3 separate regions of the Homo sapiens genome follow, and regions 1 and 2 are each linked to region 3. A link is an interaction called in ENCODE POLR2A ChIA-PET data of the cell type or tissue named here. Cell type or tissue: OCI-LY7. All regions are shown on one strand.

The links. ChIA-PET counts read pairs that join two places held together with the same protein. Peaks named below come from ENCODE experiments on the same cell type or tissue, not always from the same donor. Only the 100,000 strongest peaks of a DNase experiment are listed, where the experiment ranks them.
Region 1: POLR2A ChIA-PET joins it to region 3 with 5 read pairs; 2 of 35 experiments call an interaction of 5 or more read pairs at or near these places.
Region 2: POLR2A ChIA-PET joins it to region 3 with 5 read pairs; 2 of 35 experiments call an interaction of 5 or more read pairs at or near these places.

Annotation. Positions count from the first base shown.
Region 1 is chr17:66,192,716-66,200,715 of GRCh38, forward strand. It overlaps the pseudogene PSMD7P1. Among named protein-coding and RNA genes, the nearest start is that of CEP112, 4.6 kb to the left of the region's middle. In OCI-LY7, no CTCF peak of the experiment used is centred here; a DNase peak (open chromatin) is centred at 1,626; H3K4me3 peaks cover 1,604 bases; H3K27ac peaks cover 1,683 bases.
Region 2 is chr17:66,217,238-66,225,237 of GRCh38, forward strand. It overlaps APOH (apolipoprotein H), which reads right to left. Exons shown (of 8, transcript NM_000042.3): 4 at 6,461-6,537; 5 at 3,317-3,505. Among named protein-coding and RNA genes, the nearest start is that of APOH, 8.2 kb to the right of the region's middle. In OCI-LY7, no CTCF peak of the experiment used is centred here; no DNase peak of the experiment used is centred here.
Region 3 is chr17:66,685,950-66,693,949 of GRCh38, forward strand. It overlaps PRKCA (protein kinase C alpha), which reads left to right. Exons shown (of 17, transcript NM_002737.3): 6 at 1,162-1,318; 7 at 2,353-2,487; 8 at 3,002-3,098. Among named protein-coding and RNA genes, the nearest start is that of MIR634, 97 kb to the right of the region's middle. In OCI-LY7, no CTCF peak of the experiment used is centred here; DNase peaks (open chromatin) are centred at 3,472 and 4,952; H3K4me3 peaks cover 1,235 bases; H3K27ac peaks cover 2,271 bases.

The DNA.
Region 1 (8,000 bases), 490 kb before region 3:
ATGCTTTTAAGAATGTTTAGTTTTCAAAAGCATACTTGAACATGTTTATAACTAGGGAATGATATATAATCCAGATAATTAGTACTGAGAATCAAGGATGCAAAATCAAGCATGCAATTGCAGGAATTTAACCAGTCAGTTAATACATTCAAGATAGATAAACTGGCCGGGCGGGGTGGCTCACGTCTGTAATCCCAGTACTTTGGGAGGCCAAGGTGGGCGGATCAGGAGGTCAGGAGATCGAGACCATCCGGGCTAACACGGTGAAACCCTGTCTCTCCTAAAAATACAAAAAATTAGCCAGGCGTGGTGGCACACGGCTGTAATCCCAGTTACTCGGGAGGCTGAGGCAGGAGAATTGCTTGAACCCGGGAAGCAAAGGTTGCAGTGAGCCGAGATTGCGCTACTGCACTCTAGCCTGGGCGACAGAGCGAGACTCAAAAAAAAAAAAAAAGATAAACTACCCTACTCCAGCCTCAGGAGGAGGAGGACATTGGTCAAAGGAAACAAAATTTAAGTTAGATTGGAGGAATAAGTCTAAGCGATCTATTTTACAACGTGGTGACCATAGTAAATGATAATGTATTGTGTTCTTGAAAATTGCTAAAAGAGTACATCTTAAGTGTTCTCATCACAAAATTAATAAGTATGTGAAGCAACGCTTATGTTAATTAGCTTGACTTAGTCATTTCACAATGTTGTGCATAATAAATATATGCAATTTTTAGAATCATAAACTGCATTGCTGAAAGAATATGAAATGAATTTGACAAATGGTGTCTAAATAAACATGAAAAGAAAAATAGAAGATAAATAAATAGAAGATAAATCAAAGAAAAAATGTAACAAGCTCAAGCTCATCTCAGAGGAAATAACTATAGCAGAAAAATATAACTGAAAATGAAAAATGTCTTTAAATATTTCCTCTACTTAGGTGAAAATAAGATGAGTAGATCTCCCTTCCCGCTTTTAAGAACAAGCTGATTGTCATTTTTTTCATTTATATATATCATTTTCATTTATATATTTTTCATTCATATATACACACACATGCAAATAAAAATATTAAGATATGCATAGAGAGTTTTATTATTTATGTTATATGTATATAACATGAAAGGGATACCAGCTTGAGCCTGAGCTGTGTTCACCTTAGAACTCAAGCCTACATGTCATGTTTAGACGACTGGTAGGCAAGTTTCACTTGGAAACTCCTTACCTGAGAACCAAGGAACCTCCTAGAAATTAAGTCATCCTGGCTGAGCATGGTGGCTCATGCCTGTAATCCCAGCACTTCGGGAGGCTGAGGCAGGTGGATCATGAGGTCAGGAGTTCAAGACCAGCCTGGCCAATATGGTGAAACCCCGTCTCTACTAAAAATACAAAAATTAGCAGGTGTGGTGGCAGACGCCTGTGATCCCAGCTACTCAGGAGGCTGAGGCAGGAGAACCGCTTGAACCCAGGAGGTGGAGGTTGCAGTGAGCCAAGATCACGCCACTGCACTCTAGCCTGGGTAACAGAGTGAGACTCTATCTCGAAAAAAAAAAGAAAAAGTAAGTCATCCTAAAGAGATCTGGTTCAATGGCAATATGCAAAATTGAAGGGGAAAGTGATGATGCATGAAGCAAAGTGTTGGCCGTGAGTTGCCCTTCATGTAGCATCTTCCTCTTTGTATAAGAGAGTGATTCCTAATCTTACAGTGTAAAGAACTTCCTTTGAGAATTTTCTTTTTTCTTTTTTTAGAGGCAGAGCCTGGCTCTGTCACCTAGGCTGGAGTGCAGTGGCATGATCATAGCTCACTACAGCCTCCAACTCCTGAGCTCAAGCAATCCTCCCACCTCAGCCTCCCAAGTAGCTCAGTCAGAGACAGAGCACTATGATAGGGTAGTTCCATCATACACAGAGCACCCATGTGACTCACCCTGGGGACCTCTACAAATATTTGGGAAGAAATTGCTGAACTCAGAGCCTATTCAGGAACCTCAAGGATGAAGCCAGGTAAATATTCTCTTGTCGGCCAGGCGTGGTGGCTCACGCCTGTAATCCCAGCACTTTGGGAGGCCGAGGCAGGCGGATCACGAGGTCAGGAGATCGAGACCCGCCTGGCTAACACGGTGAAACCCCATCTCTACTAAAAATACAAAAAAGAAAATTAGCAGGCGTGGTGGTGGGCGCCTGTAGTCCCAGCTACTTGGGAGGCTGAGGCAGGAGAATGGCATGAACCCGGGAGGCAGAGCTTGCAGTGAGTCAAGATCGTGCCACTGCACTCCAGCCTGGGCGACATAGCGAGACTCTGTCTCAAAAAAAAAAATATATATATATATATATATATATTCTCTTGTCACTGTTGTAGTGTAGCTCCAGGCTTATGTGGCCTAAAAAATGCAGTGTCTTATAAATGTTTTATGGCCAAACACCTATGGTAATCAATGAATTTTCCTTCTACGTCTAGTTACTGCATAAAGATAATAATCTTCCAACTCAATGTACATTTATTGAACATCAGGTATATGCAGGCATATTAAGGGAATGTTTCCTCCACTGGAAATGCTATGACACTTTGCTCTTCACCTTAGCTTAAATATCAGTACCTCAGAGAGGCCTTCACTGATTCTCAAACCAGCCCTTATTTCCTTTCAAATCCCCTGGTTCTCTTTTCTTCATTGCATTTATCAAAATTTGTCATCAAATATTAATTAGTGGAATCTATTTATTTATTTATTTATTTATTTGAGACGGAGTCTCGCTCTGTCGTCCAGACTGGAGTGCAGTGGTGTGATCTCAGCTCACTGCAACTTCCACCTCCCGGGTTCAAACAATTCTACTGCTTCAGCCTTCAGAGTAGCTGGGATTACAGGCGCGTGCCACCACACCCAGCTAATTTTTTATATTTTTGGTAGAGATGGGGTTTCACCATGTTGGCCAGGCTGATCTTGAACTCCTGACCTCAAGTGATCCACCCACCTCTGCCTCCTAAAGTGTTGGGATTACAGGTGTGAGCCACTGCACCCAACCCAGGTGTAATCTTTTAAAAATGCCTATAGTTTCCAAAAGAATGAAGACGATACCTGTTAGGTTCACCATTGCACAGACAGCACCTTGCAGGGTACCTACCATATAGAAACAATCCATAAATGTTCACTGAATCACCAAATGAATGAACATTAATTTTCGTGCTTTTCTCTGCACATGTGGTAGAATATGACCACCCTATGCATAAAGCTTCCAGTCTAGAAACCCGGAAGACTAACTTTTCTGAATATAAATCTCTTGCTACGGAGAGTGAAACTGAGTGATCTAATTTGAATCAGGTAAGCACAATTAGTCCAATGAGATATGGCCAGGAGATAGGGCATCCTATTGTATAAACATGACTTTCTTAGCTCATCTTTGCACTTTGGGGAGAGGGTTTGGGGTTATTTTCTCAGAGGACTGAACTGATGGGTAAACCCAAATGGTTCTAACTACAACAAAGATTCTGGACTTATGAGAAAAAAGATAAGTCTCTACCCTCCAAAAATTTATGAGATAGTAGGAGGTAATAAGACAAATACCAAATAACCACATTTCAACTCAGATTATGTCACCTGGCTTAAAAGGTATATAAATAATGCAGCTGGGCGCGATGGCTCACGCCTATAATCCCAGCACTTTGGGAGGCCGAGGTGGGCGGATCACAAGCTCAGGAGTTCGAGACCAGACTGACCAACATGGTGAAACCCCCATCTCTACTAAAAATACAAAAATTAGCCAGGCTTGGTGGTGGGCACCTGTAATCCCAGCTACTCAGGAAGCTGAGGCAGGAGAATTGCTTGAACCCAGGAGGCAGACATTGCAGTGAGCCAAGATCGCACCACCGCACTGCAGCCTGGGTGACAGAGTGAGACTCTGTCTCAAAAAAAAAAAAAAAAGATATAAATCACGTTTTGGGATAGAGAGGAAATAAAGAAAACACCGTGCTGTGCTTATAAAGTCAGCATAGGAAAATATATACAGAACCTTGTTTTATCTTTGATAAAAAGAGAGTGACATTGAAACACTATTTCTATTGAAAATATTGTTTCCTAACAGCTACAAATGACTTAAATGAAAGTAGGTTTGTTTCAAAAACAAATGACATCTTATCTCAATTTTTAAAAATCAAATGGTGACATTGTTGATAATGGTAGTACAAAGAGGACCCTAAAAATAATTGTTTTTATTTTCTGTGTGGGAAGATAACTGTGCTATACTTCCCATGTTGAAAGGGATCTGCTTATTTTCAAAATATAAACTTAAGAATTAGTCTAGATGACATTGAACAATGTGAATTCAATTATTCTCTACAGAAAAAATCAATAGGAAAATGTGAGCTTTTATTAATTAGAAAGATAATTATTCGTCTGTAATTTGAACTAATCTGTATCTTGAAGGATTAAATCTGATGATCTGTATAGATATGTATGTGTGTATATATATATATATATATATTTTTTTTTTTTTTTTTTTGAGACAGAGTTTTGCTCTTGTTGCCCAGGCTGGAGTGCAATGGCGTGCTTACTGCAAACTCCGCCTCCCAGCTTCAAGCGATTCTCCTACCTCAGCCTCCCCAGTAGCTGGAATTACAGGCATGTGCCACCACACCCGACTAATTTTTTGTATTTTTAGTAGAGACAGGGTTTCTCCATGTTGGTCGGGCTGGTCTCGAACTCCCGACCTCAGGTGATCCACCCGCCTTGGCCTCCCAAAGTGCTGGGATTACAGGCATGAGCTACCGCACCCGGCCAATCTGTATAATTTAAACTCTTGCTCCATAAAATTAAAGTAACTATAGTGGGAGACCTAGAGATTACCGTTGTTTGTTTAAGCCACTGTTATTTGGGTTTTTTGTTTTGCTGAGGGAAGAAGAGCCTGGGCCTGATGGAGCCCCAGGGAAATCACTACCGCTGCCGGTGTTTGCAGGTAGCAGGGAGCCAGGCCTGGGCGAGGTGTGTCTCGATGCCAGAGCTGGTAGTACAGAAGGTGGTGGGCCATCCCCGGTGCTGCTCAGCGTGGTGGATCATTTCAACCGAATCGGCAAGGTTGGAATCCAGAAATGCGTCATTGGTCTGTTTTGGGGGTCATGGCAAAAGAAAGTACTTGATGTATTGAACAGTTTTGCAGTTCCTTTTGATGAAGATGACAAAGACAATTCTATGTGGTTTTTAGACCATGATTATTTGGAAAACATGTATGGAATGTTTAAGAAAGTCAATGCCAGAGAAAGAATAGTTGGCTGGTACCACACAGGCCTGAAAATACACAAGAATGGCATTACCATCAATGAACTCATGAAAAGATACTATCCTAACTCGGTATTGATCATTATTGACGTGAATCCAAAGGACCTAGGGCTGCCCACAGAAGCATACATTTCAGTGGAAGAAATCCAAGATGATGGAACTCCAACCTTGAAAACATTTGAACATGTGACCAGTGAAATTGGAGCAGAGTAAGCTGAGGAAGTTGGAGTTGAACACTTGTTACGAGACATCAAAGACACAACACAACGGTGGGCACTCTGTCCCAGCGGATCACAAACCGGGTCCATGGTTTGAAGGGACCGAACTCCAAGCTTCTGGATATCAGGAGCTACCTGGAAAAAGTAGCCACAGGCAAGCTGCGCATCAACCACCAGATCATCTACGAGCTGCAGGACGTCTTCAACCTGCTGCCAGATGTTAGCCTGCAGGAGCCTATTAAAGCCTTTTACCTGAGGACCAATGACCAGATGGTGGTAGTGTACTTGGCCTCACTGATCCATTCTGTGGGCCTCACTGATCCATTCTGTGGTCGCCCTGCACAACCTCATCAACAACAAGATTGCCAACCAGGATGGAGACAAGAAAGAAGGGCAGGAGAAAAAAGAGAGCAAAAAGATAGAAAAGCTGACAAGGGGAAAGATAAAGATAAGGAAAAGAGTGATGTAAAGAAAGAGCAGAAAAAGTAAAACGTGTATTAAATAGCTTTTTTATGCCTGTAATCCCAACATTTTAGGAGGCCAGGGCGAGTGGATCACCCAAGGTCGGGAGCTCGAGACCAGCCTGACCAACATGGAGAAACCCCGTCTCCACTAAAAATACAAAATTCGCTGGGCATGGTGGCACATGCCTGTAATCCAGCTACCCAGGAGGCTGAGGCCAGAGAATCGCTTGAACCTGGGAGGCATAGTTTGAAGTGAGCCAAGATCACACCATTGCACTCCAGCCTGGGCAACAAGAGCGAAACTCCGTCTCAAAAAGATAAATAAATAAAATTAAAAATTAAAAGTAAAAAGTTTTCATGGTTTCAAAGTTTCATTTCCCTTATAAGGAAATTGAAAAATACTGGAAAGTTTAAAGAAGAAAAGACTTATGTGCAATCCTGCCATTAAGTAATAACTACTATTAACATTTGTATATATTTACTCAAATTTTTATATCTATATTATCATTTTTAATATCTACTTATTATGTCATCATATGGATATGATAATTTTCTCAATTACTCTCCTGTGTTTACCAATTCTTGCCCTTATAAATAATGTTGCAATGAATGCCTTTGATTATATACATCTTGGTTGAAATTTTAGCTCTCTCCATAAAAGATATTCTTATGGGCATTATAAAAGCATTAAGGCTTTTGATCAGTACTGCCAAATCACTTACTGGAAGTATTTTTCAAATTGCAACTTCACTCAATGGTCTGTGCGAATGACTGTCTCACATTAATGGTTTTTTAGATCTGTGCTAATTGTGTGTAAAAAAAAAAAGCATCCCTTTTTACTTTGCATTTTTCACTATTAGAGAAGTTGAAATATTTAAATATCTCTATTAGTCTTTTATTCTTCTGCAAAGTATCTCTTTTGTCCTTTATCTATTTTTGTGGAACTTTATATATAGTTATATGGATATATTAGACAGATATAAGTATCTTCCATATTTTTAATTTATTGTTTCAAAATTAGCAATATGCATAAGCTAACATTCAAAGCAATCAAATTTCCGTGATTCACCATTTTGCATTATTAAGATACTCCATCATTAGAGTGAAAAATGTAAATGACTTTTAGCTATCTAGATGGAAAACAATTTGTAAATACCAAGAATTGTAATTATTATATAAACACATTAGAGACAAATATGAAAACAATCCTGTACCTGGTAAATTCCTTAAACTGAATGGTAAGTAATGCAGAACTTTCTATTTACAGACCACAGAAGTATAGATTATACCACAAATGAATGCATTATAGGCCAGGCACAGCGGCTCACGCCTGTAATCCTAACACTGTGGGAGGCCGAGGAAGGCAGATTACTTGAGCCCAGGAGTTTCAGACCAGCCTAAGCAACATAGCGAGACCCTGTCTCTATTTTTTTAATAGAATAAATAAATAAATACAGTATAAAGATTGCAGAAACTAAGAATGAGGAGGCATATTTTCTTTTTTTCACTACTAAGAAAAGAGTCACTGCCTTTAGCACAGTGACTTTGGATTTCTTCCTTATGCTAGAACTAAGCAATATTCACCATTTCATTCCTCCTTCTGCTGCTTTTTCTATCTTAGCCTCTTGGGCAATTCATGCTATAGGATATTAACAGAGATAAACTGGCTACTCTTTCTCCCTTCCCTTCAGTGATATACATATTGCCATAATGCCCTAGCCAGTATCCATAAAAACTAGCAACCTAGGATACTTCCAAGCCTTGAATATACAACAATCTTTTCTACCAACTTGTTTCAGGAGTAGGCTGTAAAACTCCAACTTTAGAATGCAAATATTTCCAGGAAGCTACTGGGAAAAATCATAGCTTAACTAGCAGTATAAAAATGGTACGAAAGAAATCATTCTGAAGTTTAGATATCTGGTTCTGTCATTTATTAGCTTTGTGACCTCGGTAAACTAAGTTACATAATCTTCCTGAGCTTCAGTTTATTTATTTTCCTTATGGGATGATTGGGGAGATTGAATTAACAGAGGTGAGATATGTAGAAAAATGTA
Region 2 (8,000 bases), 470 kb before region 3:
TTATTTATTGCAAACTTCATCTCTACACAGTCTAAGATGGTGGGTTTGAAAGAAGAAAAGCAAAGTCTATTTCTAACAAACCATAAAATTAAAATGCAAAGACTGAACCCCCCCCCCCATTCACACTTAGTACACCATTATTTGGCTTTAAAATAGTAAATCTTACTGTTATTCAATTCAGACTATGGAAGAAGCCAGCAGGAAATACGTCAAAGAAAAATGGTGCTGCTTCCTGGCCTCCTTAAGATCCTCAACAGTAGAGGCCCAAACCCACGTCCTTATGAGCTGCAGTGCGAGAAAGCAAGGCTGGAGCCAGGAGCACAATATTCTCAGAGGTAGTTTAAGGAGGTAATTAAGGGTACAAACTCCAGAGTCAGACTGCTTGGCTCAATTTTGGTTCTACCACACATTAAATAAAACAGAATTCATGTGGCCAGGCACAGTGGCTCACTTCGGTCATCCTGGCACTTTGGGAGGCTGAGGTGGATGCTGAGGAGGTCAGAAGTTCAAGACCAGCCTGGCCAACATGACAAAACCCCATCTCTACTAACAAAAATTAGCCGGGTGTGGTGGCATGCACCTGTAATCCCAGCCACTCAGGAGGCTAAGGCAGGAGAATCACTCAAACCCAGGAGGTGAAGCTTGCAGTGAGCTGAGATTGCACCATTATGCTCCAGCCTGGGCAACAGAGTGAGACTCCAACTCAAAAAAAAAATAAGAATCCATGTGTCTATAATAATACTAAAAAATGGTGGATGGAGGGAAAGCTCTTCTCTATAGAGGGAAGCCAGTGAATAAATGTAGAAGGAAAAGATAGAATTAGAAAGTCACCATTTTTCAGCCTCCAATGTCATAATTGACAGATTCAAGGATCATCATTGGATTCTACCATGACTGCCCAACAGTGGATATTCACATGGTTTCAAAGTATCACCCACAGGTTGCTTACTATTCCAAAGAAAAAGCAGTGCCTTTACCAAAAGGTGATCTAGCACCCCTCAACTGACTAAGTATCAAACTAAGCATGGCCAGTGATGGAACAGCTGACACTATGTGCTTCCTGATATGACAGAATGTATTTTTTTTTTTTGACACAGAGTCTCACTCTGTTGCCCAGGCTGGAGTGCAGTGGTGCAATCTTGGCTCACTGCAACCTCCCCCTCCTGGTTCAAGCGATTCTCCTGCCTCAACCTCCTGAGCAGCTGAGACTACAGGCGCACGCCACCACACCCAGCTAATTTTTGTATTTTTAGTAGAGACGGGGTTTCACCATATTGGCCAGGCTGGTCTTGAACTCCTGACCCCATGATCCACCTGCCTCGGCCTCCCAAAGTGCAGAATGTATTCTTAACAGTAATATTTAACATGAATCTAATCATGAGTAAATAACCAATCAAGTTCAGATTATGGAACATTCTACAAGACAACTAGCCTGTACTCTTCAAAAATGTCAATGAAAGACAACAAAAGAGGCAAGGACTTATTCTTAATTATAGGAGACTAGGCTCACGCCTGTAATCCCAGCAGTTTGGGAGGCTGAGGCAGGCGGATCATTTTAGTTCGGGAGTTTGAGACCAGCCTGGCCAACACAGTGAAATCCCATCTCTACTAAAATTATAAAAATTAGCTGGGCGTGGTGGCAGGTGCCTATATTCCCAGCTACTTGGGAGGCTGAGGCAGGAGAATTGCTCAAACCTGGGAGGTAGATGTTGCAGTGAGCCAAAATTGCACCACTGCACTCCAGCCTGGGTGACAGAGTGAGACACCATTTCAAAATAATAATAATAATTATTATTATAGGAGACTAGAGAGACATGACAACTAAATTAAAGGTGTGATTCTTGATTAGATCCTGCATAAAACAAAACTCATGTATAAGAGATACTTCTGGGTCAATTGGGAAAATTTGCATCTGAGATAAATGTTGCATGATATCGTTGTTGTTATGTTATTAGAATGGTTTGGATTATTATTGTTAATAATCCAAAACATATGAAGTGATGATATAAAATGTCCTTGTTCTTAGTATATTCAGGCTGAAGGCTTTATGGGCAAGTATCGTAATATATACAACTTATTTTCAGATGATGCAGGAAATAAAAGGGATCTTTCTATGGAGAAACAGAGAGAAAAATGTTACAACATATTAACAGTTGATACGTCTAGGTGAAATTGAAAAAAAAAGGAACCTACTTTTTAGGACTTGGGAGAATGAGGTCAGATGACACATATGTAGCAGGAGACCAGTGCCTGGCCCATAGTTGAGTGCCCAGAAAGGTACAAGTTACTACTGTTATTGGTAGCTCCTCCATGCTGAAAATCACTTATGTTTTGAATCGTTCACTGGATATCTGTAATATCTACCACTGGAGAAGTTAATAGTCACGAGAATAACTCTTGGCCAGGAGCAGTGGCTTACACCTGTAAGCCCAGCACTTTGAGAGACTGAGGCAGGCAGATTACTTGAGGTCAGGCATTTCAGACCAGCCAGATGATCATGGTGAAACTCCGTCTCTACTAAAAATACAAAAATTAGCCAAGTATGGTGACGGGCACCTGTAATCCCGGCTACTTGGGAGGCCAAGGCATGAGAATCGCTTGAACCCAGGTGGCAGTAAGCCAAAATCACCCCACTGCACTCCAGCCTGAGTGACAGAGTGAGACTATCTCAAAAAAAAGAAAAAAACAAACTATTTGTGCACATGATAAACTTTATAATTTGTCTGTTTGTTATGCAGCTGACAAACTTGAAGATAGTAATGACAGGTCAAGTTAGAGACGAAATAATTTTCATAATTTCTTAAAAATCAAATATTTCTGTGATTCTTAAACTTGGGTAAAGATTTTTAAAATGTGTAACAATCAGACAGCAACCCAGTCTTAACCTTCATCTCCTAGGACTCTCCAATTTAACCCAGGAACTTCACCCAGAAGAGAACTTCACCAGCCTCGCTGAAATGTCCAGCTGTCCATGGATACATCCTGCCTTTCATGTCTCCCCCATGTGTGGTATGCCTTCTCCTCATTCTCTACTGCTCCTCCAAGACCCATTTCAAAGGTCACCACCTATGGGAAGCTGTCCCAGGCAGCTCCAGACAGTTAATTGCATTATTTATAATTCCCTTGGGTCAGAAGCCAGGTCTCATTCATCGGGAATCCACAGTGCCCAGCACACTGCCTGGCACATGGTAGATGCTCAATAAACAGCTGTTGAATGAGTTCATTGGAAACACTCCATGATAGTCAGAATTTTCAATACCTTTCACAAATGGGATCTTGCCCTACCATGCGTATTTTGTCTGATCATTGCACTTACCCCTGCATTCTGGTAATTTAGTCCAATTTCCATGTGTCGTGCAGGTAATTGTATCATTTCCAAACATCGCATGTTGTGGCAAACATTCAAAAACTGCTGTGTCCCGATAGAGGGAATTGTTTCCAGCTGATGGCTTATAAACACGAAGTGTTGCAAACGTAGGTATGGATGGTGGAGGGCAGATGATGGCTGGGAAAATAAAGAACTATCATTTCTATGAAAATAGTTAAGGCTTTTAAATATACTCTTTCCAGAAAGAAAAAAAAAACCCTAAGGATAAACTTGAGAAAATGCAAACTGATCAAATTAGCAGGGTAAAAATTGTCAATTGTGGATGCCTAATAGGAAAATATGACCTGCCGGGCACGGTGGCTCACGCCTGTAATCCCAACACTTTGGGAGGCTGAGGTGGGCAGATCACTAGAAGTCAGGAATTTCAGACCAGCCTGGTCAACATGGTGAAACCCCGTCTCTACCAAAAATACAAAAATGAGCCAGGCATGGAGGTGTGTGTCTGTGGTCCCAGCTACTCCAGAGGCTGAGGCAGGAGAATCGCTTGAACCTGGGAGGCGGAGGTTGCAGTGAGCCAAAATCGCACCACTGCACTCCAGCCTGGGCAACAGAGTGAGTCTGTCTCAGAAAAGAGAAAGAAAGAAGGAAGGAAATAAATAAATAAATAAATAAAGACAGAAAGAAAGAGAGAGAGAGAAAGAAAGGAAGGAAGGAAGGAAGGAAGGAAGTCAGAAGGGAGGGAGGGAGGGAAGAAAGGAAGGAAAGAAAGAAAGAAAGGAAAGAAAGAAAGAGGAGGGGAGGGGAGGGGAGGGAGGGAGGAAGGAAGGAAGGAAGGAAGGAAGGAAGGAAGGAAGGAAGGAAGGAAGCCCTCAAGTCAGATGTCCAAACCAGTCAAAACACCAAAAAAATGAAGGAAATTTAAGTCTTGCCACTGCCTTTTGCAACAACACAATGGTTAGGTTTTATAAAATCTTTTATTCATATACTACCTTGGAAGATGCTTCTGGAAGGCAGAATTTGTCCCTCAGTGCTGAGGGACCATCCTGAAATAATGGCTGGTGACAGCAACTTGGTACATAGTAGTTTGGGAATGAGTTCCATTACCAGTTCAGTCTGTTTCTGCTGAATACCTCCCTGCTTTTGGATTCTTGGTATGGATGGAGCTTACCCAAGTAGCTTCAGGAACCCAGAGAGATAGTAGTGGCTTGTCACCCTGACCTGAGTACTATGGAGCTTCAACAAGTTATACTAGCATAAAAGAAGATAGTGCTGACCAAAATGCGATTTACCTTGACTTCCCTAGATCCCTGCTGCTCAAAATGTGGTCCAGGGGCTAGCAGCACGGGCATAGCCTGGGAAAATAGCTTGTTGGAAATGCAGAAGCTCAGACCCCACTGCAGGTGCCTGAATCAGAATCTACATTTTAACAAGGTGCCCAGGAGACTCATATGTGCATTCAAGTATGAGAAATACTCATTTAAATTAGATTAAAGCTCAAGCAGTCTTTCTATTTACAACCCTTTTGGAAAGTGAGTTTATGGCTAGGCACCGTGGTTCACGCCTGTAATCCCAGAGCCCTGAGAGGCTGAGGCAGGTAAGGTTGCTTGAAACCAAGAGTTCAAGACCAGTCTGGGCAACAGAGCAAGACCCTGTCTCCACCAAAATTTTTAAAAACTAGCCAGATCTGGTGGCGCTCATCTATAGTCTCAGCTGCTCAGGAGACTGAGAGGATCACTTGGCCCCAGGAGATCGAAGTTACAGTGAGCTGTGATCACGCCACTGCACTCCGGCCTGGGCAACAGAGCAAGACCCTACCTCTAAATAAAGAAGCAAATTTACATAATCGGTATAAATCTGTTTTAAGTGAAAACTGTAGGAACCATCGTGATTCCTACTGCTGAGTGAAAATTTTACTTAATTTGTCCTTTAAAAACTTTCGTTTTTGCTTGTTCAGGTCTTCTTAAACAATTATTTATTTGAAATTGCTTTACTTTCCACTTGCTTTTTTTTTTTTTTTTTTTTTGAGATGGAGTTTCACTCTTGTTGCCCAGGCTGGAGTGCAATGGTGCGATCTCAGCTCACTGCAACCTCCGCCTCCCGGGTTCAAGTGATTCTCTTGCCTCAGCCTCCCAATTGGCTGGGATTAGAGGCATGCGCCACCATGCCCAGCTGATTTTATATTTTTAGTAGAGACGGAGTTTCTCCATGTTGGTCAGGCTGGTCTCGAACTCCTGACCTCAGGTGAGCCACCCTCCTCGGACTCCCAAAGTGCTGGCATTACAGGCGTGAACCACTGCACCTGCCCTCCTCTTGCTTTTGCTAAAGACAGACTTCACTGACATGTTGAAGAACTATAATTAGTATTGAAATGCCTGGGCCTCCTGGTCAAAGATGTATAAATCACAAGTTGGGGAACATAAGAACGTCCTTCCCTACATAAGCAAAGCCCAGAGATGACTCTGACAGCTTGGCTGAGGATCCTCTGAAAAAACAACAGTGCTTTTTGGAGGAATGCCAATCAGCTCCTAGGATGCAAGCCCCTTTGATGGGCTGTTGGCTTACTGTGAGGGTGACTTTCCTCCTCGTCTGTCCCGTAAGTCACTAGGCTTACTCTCTGAAGGCAAAGCTGCCTCCTTTGGCCTTGCAGCCTCAGTGCTAACAAGAGGATCCAGCATACAGTAGATCCTCAATTCATGTTTATTGAATAAGTTAATAAATGAATGAATGAATTCCAGAGTGGGAGGAAGATGTTTGTTTGATCTCACTGTTTGCAGAAGTTCCTCTAGTTAAGTGGTGACAGTCCCTGATATACCAATGCCACACATATCCAAGCCACTTCCAAAGCACTATGAGAGCATTGGAGTCAACACACCCAGAAATGACTGGCTTAGATAGAGTAATGACCGCGAGGTGGAGAATACAGAATGTGTCCGTGAGTAAAATGCTTCCCTTCTGTCATTCCAAAGTGGTTGTTTCATCTTCTAGAGCAAGATACCAGGATGAATATCCCCCACAAGGGTGACCATTCATCTCATTGAGCTGTGACTGAAGAGATTCCAGATGTGAGACTTTGAGTGCTAAAACCAGAAAGGTTCTGGGCAAACCAGCTGATCACCTTGCCCACAGACTTACGAGCACAGACAGGAAGCTCCGGGCTCCATTTTCCTTCCTCAGTGCACTTGGCAGAATCAGCGCCATTCAGATAAAACCTGCAAAAGGAAAATTCATTCTATCAAGGAGTAAAATAATCCATCACTGACATCTCAAATATCTTCTCCATTGAGCATTGCTTCATGTTAATGCTATTGACTTCTTTTCCATCGTATAATGCTGTCTTCCTGACAAACTTAGTACTCATCTATGGCTCATGGAGCCTCCCAACCAATGATGCAGGTGAATCACTGCAGGGTTCCACAGCTGGTGAGTGGAGAATCCAAACCCTTAAATCCCTCATCTTTAAAGAGTTGGCCAAGATGACTGTTTCTAATATAAAGCAAAGAACCATCTCTTTTTCAGGATGACAAAAGTGAACCAAACTGAGTAATCTTCATTATTCATTTTCTTACAGCCTACTGACACCAATGAATAAAAGCAATGCAGTCTATTTCCAATGAAAATATAGCATTCTGACTGGGTACTTTGGCTCATGCCTGTAATCCCAGCACTTTGGGAGGCCGAGATGGGCGGATCACTTGAGCCCAAGAGTTTGAGCCTGGGCAATGTGGCAAAGGCCCAATTTCTACAAAAAGTCACCAGGCCGTGGTAGTGTGTGCCTATAGTCCAAGCTACTCGAGAGGTAGAGGTGGAAGGAAGGATTCAAAAGGATTTAACCTGGGAGGTCGAGGCTGCAGTGAGCCATGATTGTGCCACTGCACTCTAGACTGAGCAACAGAGGAAGATCCTGTAAAAAAAAAAAAAAAAAAAAAGAAAAGAAAAGAAGGAAAGGAAGGAAAAAGTAAGGAAGGAGAGAGACAGACAAAGAAAGAAAGAAAAGAAAAGAAAGACGGAAGGAAGGGAGGGAGGGAAAGAGAAAGAAAGAAAGAAAAAGAAAGAAAGAAAGAAGAAAGGAAGAGAAGGGAAGGGAAGGGAAGGGAAGGGAAGGGAAGGGAAGGGAAGGGAAGGGAAGGGAAAGGAAAGGAAAGGAAAGGAAAGGAAAGGAAAGGAAAGGAAAGGAAAGGAAAGGAAAGGAAAGGAAAGGAAAGGAAAGGAAAGGAAAGGAGCAGGATGCCATGGTGGCTCACACCTGTAATCCCAGCACTTTGGGAGGCCAAGGAGGGTGGATCACAAGGTCAGGAGTCCAAGACCAGCCTGGCCAAGATGGTGAAACCCCATCTCTACTAAAAATACAAAAATTATCTGGGTGTGGTGGTAGGCGCCTGTAATCCCAGCTACTTGGGAAGCTGAGGCAGGAGAATTGCTTGAACCCAGGAGGTGGAGGTTGCAGTGAGCCAAGATCGCACCACTGCACTCTAGCCTGGGTGACAGAGCAAAAAGAAAGGAAAAAAAAAAAAAGAAAGAAAAATGTAACATTATGTCTTCGAAGCCAATTTTCTTAAGGTCATTTGTTACCAGACCCATTGGTAGATTGGTGTTTCAGATGAAAGGTGTGTATTTCTCTCTCACATGTAGTATTCCTTAACCTCCAATCCCAGTAGAAACTTACCCTAGTGGA
Region 3 (8,000 bases):
TTGCCAGTGCCGCCGGTCCAGGGACCACACTGTGGGAACCACTGAATCAGGGAGCCTGGTCCCAGTTATATGTGTGTTGATGGTGTCTGACCAGTTGGGTATCTGATAATTCAGCCTTACTGGGAAAGATGCCATGGGAAGATAGGAAGGCATTTGAGATAGGAGACTCAGGCTTTTGTCCCTTCATCATAGCAGTAGATAATTATCTTTTACGTTGACGTGCAGTGGCTTTAGACAGCTTCTCATGGTTGTGAGCCTCTGCCAGCTCTTAAATCTTTGAGCCTGTTTTCCTCTGTGGATGAAATGGCCTTTCCTTCTAATTATTTTTGATTCCCATATCAGGTTTCTCAAGCTAAGATTGCATTGGAAGCACCTGGAGGTCTTGTTAAAGTGAGGATTCTGAGTTATTAAGTCTGAGGTGGGACCCAAGGTTCTGCATGTCTAATGAGCTCCCAGGTGATATAGATGCTGCCGGTCCATGGACCAGCAATTCTGAGTTACAACTGTATACAGCAGTGGTGCTTGCCCCTGCTGCCCAGTAGAATCACCCAAGGAGCTTTTAAAAACGAATACTTGAGCCACATTCCTTGGAGATTCTAGTTTAATTCTGGGGATTAGAATTTTTAACTCCCCCATTCCCCAACCCCCATGTGATTCCAATGTACAGTCAGAGTTGGAAGCCATTGGCCTTTACCCACAAAAAGGGATAACACCTTCTGGGAGCTCAGGTGCGTGTGTGGCACCATAGACCAGGTTGGGCTGGTCGCTTCCATGCAGGGAGGGTGCACCATTACTCCTGGGGAGCTGCAAAGGTCACCTGGGAATCTTGTTAAATTACAGATTCTGCTTTGGCAGGTTTGGGGTGGGACCTGGGTTTCTGCATTTCTAATAGATATCTTAGTGTTGCTGATGCTGCCAGTCCAGGCTGGTGCTAAGTCCCAAGACCCACCCACAAGGGCCCACACGATGCCCATTATCTCTGCCGGTGGTGGCAGCGGGTAGCTTTTCTCATGTCGAGTGTTAGAGGCTTTTGGCTTCCACCATCTGTCTCCTTAAACGCCATTCTGACGTCTCTTTTATTCAGCTTGGTATTGACACAAGACAGCGGGCAATATAGGTCTGTTCTCTTTTTGTAATATTTTCTTCCTTCTCTCTTCACAGTACGAGATGCAAAAAATCTAATCCCTATGGATCCAAACGGGCTTTCAGATCCTTATGTGAAGCTGAAACTTATTCCTGATCCCAAGAATGAAAGCAAGCAAAAAACCAAAACCATCCGCTCCACACTAAATCCGCAGTGGAATGAGTCCTTTACATTGTAAGTGGTCTCTCCTTGATCAAATTTCATTCCTATACACCATGCAGTTGCCCACCTCATTATTTGAGGTAATGAAGTAGGTTCATTATAAACGTCTTTAAACATGTCTTCAGTCCTAAGACCTCCTCAGGCTGCCATTAGGGAGGTAGCTATTAGCACCTGTTCGATAGATAGTAATTTGATTTATCAAGAGTTGCATAATTCAGGCCTCAGATTATTATTATCTAATCTGGATAAACAATTCTATTTAAGGAAATAGAATTAAGGTAAATAGAATTTAAGCTAAAAATGTGTCAGGTGTGTCCACCTCTTGATGGACTTAGGTTCTTTTGGGAGTTAGGGGAGGGCATAAGGCAAGAATTTAAATAATTTTTAGACCACAGAATGAGTGAGTAACATAGAAAGTGTTATTGCCACTGAAATGGGAAGATCATTCTTGCCTTCAAAGAGAGAAGACTTCCTGGAAAAGGTGACATTTAAAGCCAGCCTGGGAGGGTTGCCAGGATTTCAGAGGTAGAGAAGGGGAAGAAGGAAGGAGGGAATAAATAAATCAGGAGGACTGAGTGTAGCTGAGGGAAAGCAAGAGTTCCCCTTTGTAGAGTAGTATACAGGAAGCAGTTTTTCTGTGGACAACCAGAAAGGTAGCTGTCTGTTCTAGAGGGACCAGCAAGCTCTGCTCTATAAAGGATCAGATAGTATATATTTTAGGCCTTGTGGGTCATATAGCCTCTGTTGCACCGGTATAACTTTCTAGTGCCAAAGGAGCCATAGGCAATATGTAAACAGATAGCCATGGCTGGGTCCTAATAAAACTTTATTTATAAAAATAGACAGTGGGATAGATTTGGCCCATGGGTCATAGTTTGTTAACTCCTGTAGCGCTTTGCTTGCCAGCATAAGGGGTTGGTATTTTACTGGACCAGGAAGACAAATATACTATTTCTTTATCTCAGGCTCGAGTCATATACATGTGGTATCTCCCAAGAAACCATGATCAAGATAACCTAGTGTTTGCATGTGTGTGTGTCTTGTAGCAAATTGAAACCTTCAGACAAAGACCGACGACTGTCTGTAGAAATCTGGGACTGGGATCGAACAACAAGGAATGACTTCATGGGATCCCTTTCCTTTGGAGTTTCGGAGCTGATGAAGATGCCGGCCAGTGGATGGTATGGAAGCCGCTTAGGTTGAGTATGTCTCAAAGCATCAGACCATTTAGACAGTTAGGTTTCAGTCTCTCAAATGTCAGTTGAGGCTGGACATGGTGCCTCATGCTTGTAATCCCAGCACTTCAAGAGGCCGAGGCAGGTGGATTGCTTGAGCTCTGAGGTTTGAGACCAGCCTGGGCAACATGGAGAAACCCCACCTCTACAGAAAATACAAAAATTAGCCAGGTGTGGTGGTGTACCCCTGTAGTCCCAGCTACCCAGGAGGCCGAGGCATGAGGATCACTTGAGCCCAGGAGGCTGAGGCTGCAGTGAGCTTTGATTCCGCCACCGTCCCCCAGCCTGCACAACAGAGCTACCCTGTCTCAAAAATATAAAAATGTAAAAAAAGTCAAATGTCTACTGATCTGGCTGTAGCCTCTCCGTAGGATGCGTTTCACAAAACCGCTCGACTAGAGGCTGCAGGAAAGGCTTGTTAAACTTGCGGTGGTAACTCTTCTTCTCCCGTCCTTGAAAGGTACAAGTTGCTTAACCAAGAAGAAGGTGAGTACTACAACGTACCCATTCCGGAAGGGGACGAGGAAGGAAACATGGAACTCAGGCAGAAATTCGAGGTGAGGATAACAAAATGCCCGGAAACACCTTTCCTTTAGAAAGCCCAACTTCAGGAACGGCCGAGATGTTGTGGTCACATTTTTGAAAAGCAAAAAAAAAGTAATCTCAATGTTAATGATCTTTTTCTTTATTTAAAAACATGAATGTTGTTCGTTCCCTTTCCTTTGCAAGCTGTTGACTTTTTATGACTCTTACCACTTAGAAAATGGAAACTGGAAATATCGCAGAACTGAGAGCATGGTTGATTTCTGCATAAGAGATCTGTTTGCACATCACTGGGGAGAGAAGCAGGCTCTGAGGGCAGGATTGTTCTTACAAAGGAGGACTTGTGCTCTTCTGAAAAGGAGGAAGTCATTTTGGCCTTTCCTTGGGAGCTCATTTGTGTGTAATCAGGCTATCATCTGAGACTTTTTTTTTCTACAGAAAGTACAAGGTTCCTAATTTTGTTCTGAAAGAGCAGCTTAAACAAATATGCCTTTGTGTGTGATCCCTTTTTATTTATGCTCCAGATGTTTAGCAAAGGCCACCTCCTTCTCTTCTTCCTCTTGGTATTTGTGTTTGCCTCTGTCCCGGATTCACTGGTCTTTTTACTTCTCCTCCTCTGCTCCTTACTCCTCTTTTTCTTCTCCTCTCTCTCCCTTCTCCTCTTCATTTACCGACATCTCAGCTTTTAGTAAACGGTTCTTTTCTGTAAGCACCTTCCTTATGTTTTAAAGGCACAACTTCTAATATTTGTCTGTTTCTCTAATCACCCTTCATTTTGGCTGTTCGAGGGACTCCTAGAGTAGCCTTTTCAGTCTGTGTAACTGGTTAATTCCTTCGTGAATCTTTCTCTTCTTCAGACTTGTTAGAATTCCCTGGAATTTCCCCGCTCTAGAGCAGTACACGTGCACACGCACACATGTGTGTAGATGCTGAACTGCTACTGAAATGTTGACACTAATGGGATGCTGATGCTCCTCTTTTCCTTCTTCTGTTGTTCTCCAAGAAACATACAGATCTGGGGGGTGGGGAAGAGTGGTCTTGGGGGGATAATAAACCTCCTTCATGCCCCCCACAAAAGAAACATATAGGTCTTATCCAGAGAGAATGAATCCCAAAGGATGTAAAACATGCAGTTGTTCAAATTACTTTGTTAAACTGATGTTTGGTTAAAGTTGATGTTTGTGGCAAATACTAAATGGCAGGGGCTCTTTGGTTAGATGTCCTTGGGAGCACAGACGAGTGAAATGATTCACAGATAATAAATGGCAATGAACGGCAGGCCTCGGGATTGAAGCAGGAGGGAGTGGTGGAGACTGGGGTGAGCTGGTAAGCTTCAGCTCTGTCTGCAGGTGGCAGCTACGGCTACCCTGCCCCACTCGATGTTTCTCACAGGCGAGTCCAGGCCCTCTATTGCCGGATCTTCCTTCTTCCAGAGAAGCCAGAAATCCAGGTTTTTATATGATACATTCTGATTTATCTTAATGTTGGCAGAGTTCTAATGTTAAAACTTAGAACCAGGCCCTGTGCAGTGGCTCACTTCTGTAATCCCAGTACTTTGGGAGGATGAGGCAGGCAGATCACTTGAGGTCAGGAGTTCAAGACTGGCCAACATGGCGAAACCCAATCTCTACTAAAAATACAAAAATTAGCCGGGTTTGGTGGCATGTGCCTGTACTCCCAGCTACTCCAGAGGCTGAGACACGAGAATCACTTATACCTGGGAGGCGGAAGTTGCAGTGAGCCGAGTTTGTGCCACTGCACTCCAGCCTGGGCAACAGAGCAAGACTCTGTCTCAAAAAAAAAAAAAAAAAAAAAAAAATTTAGAGCTGTCCGGATGTGGTAGCTCACACCTGTGGTCTCAGCACTTTAAGAGGCCAAGGCAGGCAGGTTGCTTAAGCTCACAAGTTTGAAATCAGCCTGGGCAACATGGCGAAACCCAGCCTCTACAAAAAATAGCAGGGTGTGGTGGCATGCACCCATAATCCTAGCTACGAGAATCACTTGAACCTGGGCACGAGAATCACTTGAACCTGGGAGGCAGAGGTTACAGTGAGCCAAGATCACGCCAGTGCACTCCAGCCTGGGCAACAAAGTGAGACCCTGACTCAAGAAAACAAACAAAAAACTTAGAACTCTGTGTAGGTCAAATATGCATCTATTGCTTTAGACACCAGTAGGATTCAACCAGTAAGAACCAGCTTGCAGTCTCTGCTCTTCAAAAATAGAGAAAAAATAATTTTAAAAAATTATTTGTATAGTTATATATATTACAATATGTATAAATAAAAAGGTGCATGTATCTGTGTAACTACTATTTGTCTATCTATCAATAGAGAGAAAAGAATGAGATTCTTTTCAAAGATGCTTTATAATATTTAGAGGAATTCAAGTACAAAGATGAAAGTCAGGGTTTGGGGCAGGTTCAAATGTCTATGCCAGGCATAGCTCCTTTTCAATTTGTATTTCTTCCCTTGCTTCATTATCTGTTTCCACCCCTACCCTGCAGCTGAGGATGCAGACCTGGGGTACTGGACAGGACCACCTTCTTGAGCCCCATCCCTGATGTCACACCACCTCTGTGACGGATGGATCCTTCTAGAGAGAGTTTCAGGACTGAGTGCCAGCATTCTTCAGCTGTCTCAGGCAGGGGAGGAACCTGAGGAGCCAGAAAGAACCTTCCTTACCGAATGTTATGCCATGGTGTTGATCACGAGCAGTCACTGGGTCAGGGGCTGTTGACGCAGAAAGAGTGCATTCGAGGGAGGAACAGCACGGGCGTTCCCCACAGGGTTCCTCACAGTAATGTCTGAGACTTAGCTTTGCTGCTGGAGAAATATTGACCCACTCTTTGTGCTTCATTGTCGTGGCTTCCTGGTGAGTAAACTTCCTGTTTTTCTGGGCAATGAGTTCAGCTTTTTATAAAGGTCAGAGTTCTAAACAAACAAACAAAATACAGGCCAGAGGACCTGAGCAAAACGAAGCATTTCTCTTGGGAGGCTGGTCAGAGGCCGCAGGGCTGTTGCTGCTTACTATTCCTCCTCCTGGGAGGGCTGTGGACTTGGCAGGAGCGCCAGCCCAAGGCTGTGAGCATCCTGGGGAGAGGTGGCATCAGCAGAGTTGCATGGGGTGGAGGCTCTGCTCTTCAGCCTAGTGAGGTCTGTGTTTGGAGCATCTACATGAACTGCATTCTAACCTTTGCTTTAAATACCTTTCAGCTTATAGTTCCTAGATTTTACTCAAATTACATTAGCTCATTTGCTTAGAGCATTTTAAAAAAACACAACTGCAAGAGACTGGGCAGAAAGCCACTAGAGGATGGCGTCAAAAAGATGCTGAGAATTTTACGACAGCTGCCATGCTTCATTTTAAATACATATTCAGATCTGATTTTAGGCAGGGGTTCAATCACGTAATGGTGTTTTGTTGAGGTCTATAAATGTGAGAGTTGCAAGACTTCCCCAGTGCCAAGTTACTGGGAAGGGATGCACCAGGGCAGAAAGGCTGGCATCCACATTTGAGCAGTTCTGGGTAGCAGCCAGGCTTTGCAAACAGGGTGCCATCAGTTGGCATCAGGTCCAATTTGAGGCACCTCTTTGAGCCCCCACCCCGTTTCCTCCTTTTCGGTCTGTAGCATGAGTGCTTCCCAGTGTCTCCAGGCTCCCCTCTCTGGGCCCTTTCTCGCCAACTAACTGCCATTCTAACTTGCTTTCCATCACATTAGTCTTTTCTTCCCTACCCACTCTTTCATAGATACTTTGCCACCCTCCAGTAACAGTTTGATTCAGCTGAGTAAGATTTTTTTGTTAAGTTCAATGATGAATCTGTATTGGTTGAAACACACACGAGGGTTCGTCCTGTTGGGAACAGGCATCACTCAGTGGGATCACACAGTGTCCAGTCTGTCCTTATCCTTCCATGTCCAGCCCTGTTTTCTAAAAAGGGTTCCCTCCATGCAGTTTTCGAATCCTTCTCCAAAAATCAAAAGTCATTCAGTTGGATGAAAGGGAAACCAAACGAGCATTTACAACTCTGCCACTGCATTAGTATTCATTCGATAATTAGGTGGAAAGTTTTTGCAATTTAAATGGTTGGTTCTCAAATCTTGGCAAACAGAATGATCAGTGACTGGAGCTCTTAGGAGCCAAGGAATATTCCAGGGTGGCTGGAGATGACCTTCCTCGCTGGTAGAGATCCTGCTAGAGCAGTTCATCCTCCTACAAGACAAAACAAACCAGAACCTTGATTGCGATACTCATGGACAGTGTGTCTGTGGGCCTTTAATCTGTTCCACGTTTGTCATCAAGTAAAGTACACGTGGTCCCTGATTCACAAACATAAATAATGCATTTTTCCATTTGTTAAAAAAAGTAAGGTGCCAGCAGTGGGCTAAGCAGACAGTTCCTGCTTTCTTTGGAGCTTACGTTCTGTATCTATGGGCCCTGCTGCAAAAATATTTGGGAACAAAGCAGGGAGCTTATCATATCCCCTGTGCTGGCCAGTGATTCCCCTGAATCTCCAGGCACTATTGAGGACAACTGAGATTCCTGTTTTTCCCTCTCACTGCTTGGTCTCTGCTCCCTGTGATGAGGCTCACGGCCAGAGTTGGGAAAAGGTCCACCTTGCGTTAGAGGCAGTGCAGAGGATGGGTTAGCTCTGCTCAGCAAACTTTTTCTGTACCTAGTCAGATAATAAATATTTTAGGCTTTATGGGCCATGCGGTGTCTGGTATAACATTCAAGTCTGCCGTTGCAGCTCAAAAGCAGCCACAAATACATAAACAAATGAGTGTTGGTGTATTCCAATAACACGTTACTTACAAAAACAGGTGGCAGACCAGAATTGGCCCAAGGGCCAGTTTGCCAACTTCTGGTTTAGCCCGTAGGCTCTAGAATCAAATCCTAGTTTAGTCACTTATT